Regions from separate parts of the Mus musculus genome. Here region 2 is linked to region 1. Evidence: chromatin contacts called from ENCODE Hi-C or POLR2A ChIA-PET data. All regions are on one chromosome and are shown on one strand. The core of a region is the stretch at or near the end of the contact, and the rest is flanking DNA. Distances in the headings are between cores, read along the strand shown. Region 1 overlaps LOC108168726. Region 2 holds the start of Fam107b (family with sequence similarity 107, member B).

Evidence for each region. A loop is a pair of places that touch in the nucleus more often than their neighbours do. ChIA-PET counts read pairs that join two places held with the same protein, here RNA polymerase II (POLR2A).
Region 2: a loop to region 1 is called in a map of T-helper 2 cell, with 2.8 times the contacts of the local background. The contact joins the promoter of Fam107b here to the enhancer-like site in region 1. A Hi-C loop is called at or near these places in 6 of 37 maps with a recorded cell type or tissue (T-helper 1 cell, T-helper 17 cell, T-helper 2 cell and 2 more). POLR2A ChIA-PET finds 5 or more read pairs at or near these places in 3 of 5 experiments (Patski and embryonic stem cell).

What each region holds. Positions count from the first base shown.
Region 1 is chr2:3,656,616-3,659,315 of GRCm38, forward strand. The region is part of intron 2 of LOC108168726; the gene reads left to right. Among named protein-coding and RNA genes, the nearest start is that of Fam107b, 55 kb to the right of the region's middle. Within about 2 kb of position 1,281, at least 1 of the 3 ENCODE cell types and tissues checked has a DNase peak (open chromatin) inside an H3K27ac peak, as active enhancers do.
Region 2 is chr2:3,712,061-3,714,760 of GRCm38, forward strand. Fam107b (family with sequence similarity 107, member B) reads left to right here and starts at 1,398. Exons shown (of 4, transcript NM_025626.4): 1 at 1,398-1,576.

The DNA of each region.
Region 1 (2,700 bases), core at 31-2,530:
TGGAAGAGTTTTCACACTGCCTCAGTTCTTCTCGCCTCGATGTCGAAACACCTCATCTAAAAATGTTCATGGAAGAACTGTTGCCTCTGGCTGGGTTTCAGAGGGTCTGGTTTGTGACTGATTGGCCCCACACACTCGAGCAGAACCTCATCCTGGTAGAATTATGTGGCAGAGGACCTTCTGTCAGGGTGAAGAAGAAGAGAAGGAGGAAGAGGAGGAAAAGGAGGAAAAGGAGGAAGGAGGGAGGAAGGGGGAGGAGGATGAATAGGAGAGAAGAGGGGGAGGAATAGGAGCAAAGAAGGAGAAGGAGGAAGAGCAGAAGGAGGAGAGAAGCATTGACTAAGATGTAATCCTTTCTACAGACTGTGCCTCACTTCCTCCAACCCATCCCTACCGTCTAAAGTTTTCATAACTTCCCCAAATATCACCGCCAGCTGGGGACCAAGTGTTTAAGACAAGTACCCGTGTAAGCCATATTCAAATCTCAACACCCAACCCGAGCAAACAAGCTTCTCCTCTGGCTTCATTCCGACTCTCTATAGCATAGATGATTTTTCCCACTTCACAGGTAGACGGCTTTACTGAGAGCCCTCCTTCCTAATACTCACCTTCTGGAAACATCCTGACATAAATACCTAAAATTAGCCTGTGCGCCTTGGGCCTGGTCAAGTTCACCCATAGAATGAACACTTTCCCCAGGGTAGGTTCCTTTCCTATTAGCCTGTCCATGGAACGTGTTCCTTCCTCTGAGTCCTCTATGCTCATCTTACATTTTATTTTAGAAAGCAACTCTTTGGGTTTATGTATGTATTTGTTTTATGTGCATATGTGTGTGCCTGCATGCATATACGTGCACTCCCTGTGTGTTAGACCCTGAAGAGGTCAGAAGGTGTTAGATCCTTTTGAAATGGGGTTACAGGTGTTTGTGAGTAGTCGTGTGGGGGCTGGGAACTGATCCCAGGGCCATGAGTAATAAGTGTTCTAAACCAGTGAGTCATTCGTCACCCCTCTTTCCCAGTACCCGGGGGCATAGTGGGGTAGAGGTCTGGGGGTGGGGGTGGGGGTGAGAAATAGGAGAGAGACAGAGACAGAGGCAGAGAGGGAATTTTACTTATCGAATTAAACTTGTATCCAGATCTCAACTACTTCTGGTCAGTGTTGCAAAGATTCCCAGGGTCAGCCGTGTAACTTAGAGCTACCAAGCAACTGTGGAGTTTAGCGAGTACACCCTCTTTTTGCCAAGGGTCCCCTGGGGCTGATTGGGATCCAGCAAATTTTCAGAATTGGCAGGGTGACACAGTTTAGGCAAGTTTTCACTTCCTGTGGTTTGTAGGTTACTTAAGTGTGAAGTAACAAACCTCAAACGGTTAAAATTCTCCAACCGAAAATGGTCACAGTGAGCACAAGGAGACAAAGCTCTGTGGTGTTTGTAGCCTGGGAGGAAGTGAGACCAAGGCTTGGCGAGCAGAACCTGGTTTTTCCATACATGAAGCTAGCCCTGGGGGAGGGCCATCTGGGCAGCGGTTAGAGTCAGGCCTTCTGCCTGGGTAAAGATAGCAAGGCATGTTTGTTCACACAAATAAAATGTCAGGTTCTCTTTTTGCCTCCTCTTCCCTCCCTCTATTCCCCTCCCATTTCCCCCTCCTACCTCCCCCTCTGCCTCTGCCTCCGCCTCCGCCTCCCCTCCCCCTCTCCTCCCTCTGTGTGTGTGTGTGTGCATGTATATTTACATGCGTGTGTGGTATATGTGGAGTCTGGAGGATGGCAGGGAGTGCCTTCCTCAGTGACTCTCCTACTTACACAGTGAGGCAGGGGCTTTTGATTGAAGCCACCAGAGCTTGCCTGGTCTAGCTAGACAGCTGGCTCCATGGTTCCCTTGTCTCTGCCTCCCTAGTACATAAGTAGGCCACCAGGCTAGGCTTTCTGTTTACATGTATGCTCTGGGCCTGACCTCTTGTCCTTTACATATGTGTAGCCAACACTTTACCTACTGAGTCTCTCCTCATGCCCATGGAGCCGCCTCCCCAGCGGAGCTTTTCTGCGTTCCTTGTAGAACAGTCTAAAGTGAGCCCTCCACTAAAATAAGCTATCTGAAACACACATGCCCTTTGATGGCACAAATGATTCATGTGTCGCCCACCCAGAGTCTCCCCAGGCTCTGGCCAGAGAGTAGATAATTACTCACACACCAAGGTGAGGGGAAAGACAGGTAAAGTGGCAGAGGTGACTCCAGCTATTTGGGAGGCTGAGGAAATAGGAACTCATAGTCAAAAGCTACATAGGCTACAGGGTGAGTTCAAGGGCAGCTGGGCAACTTAGTGAGGCTGGAGAGCCGAGTTTTAAATAGAGTTAAAGGGGGGGAGGAGGTTATAGCTTAGTAGCAGCCCAGCTGCTTAGCTAGTGCTCTTGGGTGTGCAAGGCTCCCGCTTTAATCCCCAGGACTAGGAGGGAGGGTTAGGCGAACCTTTTACAAGAGGTTTTACTGGGATTAGTGGTGAGTTTCTAGGGAAATCTGCCTGCTCCCCACTCCTTCATCCATAAGACTCTTAGGTTTGCATGGATTGTGACGTCACTGCACACCAGCACTGTGTTCTCCCTGGGCTTCTCTATGCCACCTTCATTTGTTACAAGCAAGGGGAGAGGGAGAAAGAGAGGGAGGGGGAGGAAGGGAGAAGGAGAGAGAGAGAGTAAGAGAGGAGA
Region 2 (2,700 bases), core at 148-2,647, 56 kb after region 1:
AGGGGTAGGAGTCTAGGCAGGATCCCTCTGCTTGGAGACTAGGGAGCCATCAGGGGGAGAGGAAACTCCATGCATGGGGGTGAATGGCAGAAGACTGCGAGTGAAGCACAGCAGAGAGCCCCTGGGACTGGGAAGGCTCTGAGGAAATTATTGTTGGCTTACCTCTATGAGAAAGCGGCAAAGGAATATTGCAAAGTTATCACTATTACGTGCTGTATTTTAGACTAATGTGAAGTAATGTGAATCCTGGGGTGAGTGTGTCTATTGCTCCTGGATTGGGAGGATGCCCAGGAGCTGGCTAAGAGGACTCTGTAAGACTGAAACATTTGGAATAGGTAATTTGCTCATTGAAATCCACTGACAGCATTTTTCCCCCTGTGCAAATATGACCTAAGCTCTTTGAGTCAGAAAAGTTTCCTAATAAATAAATCCTTAGTCATCTGTTGCCAAGAAAATGAAAAGGCTTTGGTATGGAATCCATCAACCTGCTGGCCTTGTTCTCACCCTGAGACAGGGCCTGCTTTTGAACTCGTGATTCATGTAAATGGCTGAACTCGTGATTCATGTAAATGGCACCCTTGGAATTTTGGGTAGGGCAGGGAAACAATTCAGGAGAGCTAGAGAATGAAATTAGATTTTTTTTTTTTAAAGATCAGATCAGTCCTTCCTTGATCTAAATTCTCCATCTGCCCTTTGGTGAGGGTGGAGAGGAAAGCCCAGGTCAGTGGGTTCTGAGCCTTCAGTTGACTGTGACTTTATGTAATTATAACAAACTCCTTTTTTGATTTTCTTCCAAAAAAAATATTTGGCAGGGTTTCAACAGACCGAAGAGAAAGGGGTGGGGGAGAACAAAAAGGAGAGAGAACACAGAGATACAATAAGAGATACACAGTAACATAGAGACATAGACACACAGTAAGAGAGCTACAGATACATAAAGACATAAGACACAGAGAGACAGAAAGGACAAACAGAAAGAGAAACAGAGAGAGCAAGAGAAGGACAAACAGAGAGACAGAGCATGAGAGGGACAGACAGAGAGAAACACATATACAAAGGAGAGACAGAAAGATGAGAAATAAACTCAAAAGCAGATGCATAATGAATTTTAAATTGTGGGCCCCGTGAACTTGCAGCTGACACCTTCCATTAGACAGGTGACAACTTTTCCTTCCACCTTCCTGGTCCTTTCCTGGGCACCCAAGCAAAGGAAAGTAAACCCGCACAACAGAGGCCCCTGCCACATGACCAAGGATCCAGAGCTCTCATCTGAGTCCACTAGGGCAAAGCAAGGCTGAAAGCTCGGGGGGCGTGGTCGGCCGTTCGGGGGCGTGGCCTAGGAGTTGGGCGTGACTTAGTGATGACTCAGCGGCCCCGCCCCGTCCCCGGCCCGCCCCGCCACTTAATTCTGACGCGCGAGGCCGCCGGGTGCGAGAGCCGCCCCGAGCCGGACGGGCTTCTTACTCCGGCGTTGCAACCGCCGTCGGAACCGCCCTCTCGCCACCTCGGTGGCTAAGGTGCCGGGTACCAACGCCAGCAGCGGAGCGCGCCAGGGAGCAGCGCGCCTTTGTGCGAGGTAGGCTGGCCCCACACTTACTTCTCACACAAAGACGAGGGGCTTGCAAGGCGGCCGCCCGCCGGGAGAAAGCGACGGGTGTCTGACCCCGGCCTGGGGGACCCTGTCGTTGGCCTGCAGGGCGGGCTGGGGTATGCGGTCCCTCGGGCGTAGGCGAGCAGCGGGGAGCCTGGTGGCCCTGCGCTGCTTGGGGAGGTCTAGGGTGCAGGGCCCGGGCGGCGGCCCGGATCGAGGGGCGCCGGGGCGGAGGGGCCCCCTGGAGAGGGGGGAATCCAGGCTGCTGCTTGGTTGGTTCATTGTTGCATCCTCGGCCCTGCAGACCCAGACCTTAAGACCCAGGCTGCAGTGGCTGCGCGCCCCGGGCCAGATGCCCGCCTTGCCTGTCCCGGCAGCAGGACAGGGTCAGCGTCCCGAAGCCGGCTCCTACCCGGCAGACAAAGGCGGGGTCGTGCTGCTTTGAAAGGTGGTAGTGACACTGTTTCCTGTCTGCAAGTAACTTTTCTATGTTGGACTCTGCTGTGCCTCTTGGAGTCCGGTCAAGCCAGGGGGTTTGGGTGATGTCAGCGCAGAAGTCCCCACATTTTTGGGGGACTCAGTGATTGCCTCCTGAAACATTTCTGGATGACTGGGAGGTAATCTGGTGTATAAGAGCCAAGTTTTGACATGTGTGCTGGAAGTGAAGCGTCCCCAGCTCTCTTTGAAATGTAGAGAGTTCCTGTTGAGAGGATGAAGTGCACACACCAGCCATCCCAATCCCTTCTCAGATTTTTGTCCAGGACTGCTAAGTGAGGTTACTTAGTCAGAATGGGGGGTGATACTGGAGGCGCCAACAGGGGAACAGAAGGAGCCCTGTTTGGCTTGACTTTCTGAATTTGAGCCTCCCTGCTAACAGGTACACTTTCTCTAGGCATGCTACCTCACTAGCATTTGGACATGTTAAAGTTGCTCTAAATCCTGTCAGAGATGCCTGTCTAGGGACGGTTCCTTAGTGTTTGGAGTTTCAGGCTTTACAACTTTGAATTAATAATCATATATATTTGTGATAAATTAAAAACCAGAAGATAGGTCACTCATGTGGCCACCACCCACACATACCCTGAGGATGAAGGTGTATTTGCTTTATA